2 separate regions of the Homo sapiens genome follow, and region 2 is linked to region 1. A link is a loop called in an ENCODE intact Hi-C map of the cell type or tissue named here. Cell type or tissue: endothelial cell of umbilical vein. All regions are shown on one strand.

Region 1 (2,500 bases):
TTAGTGGTGAGAGATTAATGTAATTACTTTTGTTTGAGAAATATAATTGGTCACAGTTATATACATGTAGCTTATATGAGAAGTACATTCAGTTTTAAAACTCATTATGATTAATTTTACTTTCCTTAAAAAATGAAACCAAAGAGAATCTAAAATGTGTATGCTTCTTTCATTCCTAATATTCCAGAATACTTAGATATTTTTATGTGAAGTAAATGCCCAGATATCTAAATAGATATAATATTATTTAAATTTAAGGTATAAACTTTTACATGACAAAATGCTTAATAGCCTATAATCTTAAAAACAGAATTATTCCAATTCCCATATTGTATGTTACTTCATCAAATATTACCATTATATCATGTTTCTTGTACTAAAGTGTTTCCTGTGAAATAACGTAATAAAATGGCCTTTAGTATGCATGATAATATTTAAATACGCATTTTCTAGTAAAATATAATGCTTATTCATTTTTTTCTTCTAGTTCTAAAGAAAAAAATGCACCAAATGCATACACTTACTTTATGATAATTTCTGAAACTTAAGTAGAGTTTGGGCCTGCAACAGACTTGTGTTTTCTAGTAGTTATGTTTCATTCATGCAGGTGGTAGTGGTCCTATTAGTTTTCCTTAATAAGTCCCATATAGCTCTGGCCAGTCTTTCATAGAATGAGTTGGTAGGTCTTTCCTCCAAAGTTTGATTTCTCCCATTTTTTTCACATTGCAATTTCAAACTTTCAGTAATACCATCAAGATGAGACAGTAAACTATTATTAGAGTTACCACAAGTTTGAACAAAGTTGATTATACATCGCAAACAAATAAATACTTAAAACCTTGTTCATAGAGATCAGGCCTTGCATACCTACATAGTCCAAACATTACATTCCTGACATTTAGAACATTTAAATGCAAACTGTTCTTTGTTAGGGCTTTCTCATAACTGAAATATGAGTCACTTGCAAACCATAATAGATTTTGGCTCTGCTACATGATGAAGTGTTCTGGATGTCGTGAAACATTTCACCCAGACTTATGGCAGTAGAATTCCCAGTGGTCACCCAAAATAGGGAAAAAAATGAAGAACAAACTTAAAGGAAATATGCAGACTCTGGCACCATCCTTTCGTGGCAATACAGCTCTTTATTGTTGTTAAGAAATGGAAATATTTAGAGCCTAAACCCATAAACTATAGTACAATTAGGCGTTGAATTTTTTTTTTGTTCCTAATTACGAAATTTAACTCTATACTTGATTCTCATGTTTAAGGTCAGGTCATAGAGTGTTTCTTTACACATCACCCTGATGCGGTCATACTGAGTTGTCTCCCAGCACTGAGCTTCTCACTGCATTGTGGGCAAACTCATATTCCACACTCTACACTCATCTCAGGCAGGAAAGGTGGAGTTTTCCTTTTCAGGGCCAAAGGAAGCAACAGCTGAGGCGTGATGGTTGTACTGATATTGGTGTGGGTTTCAATTTGGTTAGTTTGCTTTCAATTTCAACTCCTCACTTGAGATTCCATACAGAAAAGTAAATGGTAGGCTTCCAGCATCTTGTTTCACTCTGGTGAATAAAAATTGTTTTGAATGTAAGATTAGAGTTTTTCCTTGCTTAATTTTAGTAGTACCTACACAGCATAAACTGAGGCATCATTTAGCAAAATGTTATTGAGTTGACATCATAATGACCTATTAAGGGCAATACACATTTGAATGAGCTCAGTTATTCTTCCAGGTTTACACGTGCCTTTCATGGTGTTTAGTGTAGCAGCTTTTGAAGCAGAGATGGGCAATGTGTAGGACCTTTTATTCCAGTCTCCTAAGTGGGAGATATTCTGAACAAAACATATTAAGGATATTTTTTCTGAAGTTTTTGAAATTTTAAGTCATGATTCACTTTTCAAAAGAAGACATTTATGTGGCCAACAAACATGAAAAAAAGCTCAACATCACTGATAATCAGAGAGATGCAAATCAAAACCACATGGAGATACCATCTCATGCCAGTCAGAATGGCAATTATTAAAAAGTCAGGAAACAATAGATGCTTCTGAGGCTGTGGAGAAATAAGAACACTTTTACACTGTTGGGGGTAATGTAAGTAAGTTTGACCATTGTAGAAGACAATGGCAATTCCTCAAGGATCTAGAATCAGAAGTACCATTTGACCCAGCAATCCCATTACTGGGTATATACCCAAAGGAATATAAATCATTCTGCTATAAAGACATATGCACATGTATGTTTACTGCAGCTCTATTTACAATAGCAAAGAAATGGATCCAACCCAAATGCCCATCAATGATAGACTAGACAAAGAAAATGTGGTACATATACACCATGGAATACTATGCAGCCATAAAAAGGAATGAGATCATGTCCTTTTCAGGGAAATGGATGAAGCTGGAAGCCGTCATCCTCAGCAAACTAACACAGGAACAGAAAACCATATTCTGCATGCTCTCACTCATAAGTGGAAGTTGAACAATGAGAACA
Region 2 (2,500 bases), 350 kb after region 1:
GGGTATTGGCTCTTTGGTATGCAGTTGCAAATGTTTGCATGATTAAATTCATGATCATTTAATGTTAAATTATTAGGGAAAATAAAGAATGGATGAGGGAAAGAATAACAATGATAAATTAATTATATCTCAGCTCCTTTCTTAGTGTTTAGTAGTTGGTTATCTTCGTGGGCACATACTAATTTTTTTTTTCTTGTGACTTTCATGGACTTGTATTAATAATATCTAGGGAAAATCTTTCATATACATTAGAATATATTGCTATAATTTCAATTTATTTGAACTATTTAGATGAATAAGAGGAAAGAAAACTGGAATTAAGTGTACTCCATGACCAACTAAGAAGTATCTAGAAATTAACTTATTCAACCATTCCACATTTTCTTATTGAGCGTCTGCCACTTGCCATGGCCGGCTCTCTCCTCATGCTTGGAGTGCCATAGTAAACAAAACAAAGTCTCTGCTCACATGGGCCTTACGTTCCTTTGAGGAGAAATTGTTAATAAATAAGCACAGGAGAAACAAGTAAATGTATAGAGTGTATCAGTGATGCTAAGGGCTATGAAAAACATAAAGTGGGGAAGTCCATGAAGATAGAGTAGTGTGTGTGATTTGATAGTCATCAAAAGTTACATTTGAGCAGAAGCCTGATTAAAGGAGAGAGGGAGACTTGCCAGTCTTGGGGAAGAGCATTCTAGGGAGAACATCAAGAACAAAACATCTAAGGCAGAAACATGCTTTGTTTGAGATGAGCAAGGCAAAGTGCCCTTCATACTCATCACGCCCTTGGTCAATTTTTGTTTTCTTAACACTGACCTGTCCTTAAGCAAACACTTAGAGGAAAAAATGAATTATTTAAGTAATGAAATCATTTTTATAGACACAGATATGATAGATTGAATATGTAATACTCTTTCTGACATAGGTGAGTATGAGAGTGTGTTTCTTTTTCAAATTATGCAATTATGCTTTTCAGTATAATGTTCCATTGAATGTTGGTTCAACATTCAGCAATCATCATGATATAAAATGTGTCTCTATTTCTGTGGTTCTCTTTAGAGTGATTTATTCTCAGAGCTGCTCTGCAAAATGAAACACATTCTTTAATCCATGTAAATACAGAACAATGAAGTTCTATACACCTTCAGTACAGTTTGTGTCTGAATTTTTCAGTCCACAGAGCCTGCAAAATGTATTGGGCTATGGAATGGTGGACTTACTACTGATTCCAAACTGTTTGGAACTGGAGATTTTTCTCACAGCTGTGGCTAGGTATCTGGTAAGTGGTTTTAAGATCTGATCAGCCTCAATTCCTGAAACAGTTTCTTGCTTTACTGCCTTCCCCTGCCTGCCTCCATATCATGAAAAGAAGTACAACTTTCTCTTCCTGTTAGTCTAGCTGCTTAAAAATAACACATTCCAGCAAGGAGGGAGGGAGATTACAAGCAACAGGACATATGAGACTTGCCAAGGGGCCAGCATTTCCTGGCTCACAATTGCAGGAAAGGCTTTGCTCCGTTATCAATGGGACCTGGATGCTTTGATAGGCAATTGTTTTAAAAGCTGAACAACATTTGCAGTTGAAATATTGTGTGTGTGATACAAGTCTTGTGTGGAGGAAATATAGCACCAGATGGATCGGACAATAGTCTTGTCTGATGTTTTGTTCTTTTTACTGGTAATAAAATTAAAAACTCAAGAAATGGCCGTATGCAACTTTGCTTTTAATAAAGTCTCTGTTGTTTTAGAAAAGAATGGTGTAACTGTCATGAACAATACAGATTTCCTTTTCAATAATTGTTGATTTTAAAATGTACTGAGTTAAAATAGAAATTGACCAGAAACAATAGAATGGTTGTGACACCATGATCATTTTGAGTAAGGACATTCCTTATGAAGCACATTGACTCCATCATCTCCAGCTAGATTAGAAAAAAAGATTGACTACTTAGAAATATACTCCCCCTTTAAATAAAATAGAACCATGACATCCAAACAATTCCTGCTATTTAAAGAATATCTTGACTAAGAGTGTTTTGTTCTTGATTCTGGCTCCTAGGGAAGTTATATAAATAAATAAATATATATATTTATATATGTTATATTTACATTATATAGATAGTTATATAGAGAATGTAAATTATTAAATTTTATTTTTATTAAATATATGTATACACATATATGTTCTCCCTTTCCCATAAAATTCATTAGTTGTGAGGCTCTTTCTGGAGTATGGATCAGGAAAATAAACTGTAGGTGTATGGTAAATAGTAGGTGCTAAATAAGTATCCATGGCTTCCACCTCCTCTCCATTGTTGTTGATTATACTGAGAATTCTGATAGTGAAATTGCTTCATGAATCAGTATATATAATGTATACTAGCAGAAAGTGACATTATGATATCCCAAAATAAAGCAAATCATCCTGTAGAAGCTAGTGTTTGAGAAAGTCTGTCTATATTTTTTGTTTTGGAAATTTGATCCGGTGTATGTATAAATC

Evidence for each region. A loop is a pair of places that touch in the nucleus more often than their neighbours do. Peaks named below come from ENCODE experiments on the same cell type or tissue, not always from the same donor. Only the 100,000 strongest peaks of a DNase experiment are listed, where the experiment ranks them.
Region 2: it touches region 1 in a loop (5-fold over the local background); 8 of 110 quality-filtered maps call a loop at or near these places.

The regions. Positions count from the first base shown.
Region 1 is chr4:125,388,976-125,391,475 of GRCh38, forward strand. All of the region lies in intron 2 of FAT4 (FAT atypical cadherin 4), which reads left to right. Among named protein-coding and RNA genes, the nearest start is that of FAT4, 75 kb to the left of the region's middle. In endothelial cell of umbilical vein, no CTCF peak of the experiment used is centred here; DNase peaks (open chromatin) are centred at 916 and 1,416; H3K27ac peaks cover 2,130 bases.
Region 2 is chr4:125,738,480-125,740,979 of GRCh38, forward strand. No RefSeq gene overlaps it. Among named protein-coding and RNA genes, the nearest start is that of MIR2054, 230 kb to the left of the region's middle. RefSeq lists a silencer at 1,335-1,629. In endothelial cell of umbilical vein, no CTCF peak of the experiment used is centred here; DNase peaks (open chromatin) are centred at 592 and 1,482; H3K27ac peaks cover 2,367 bases.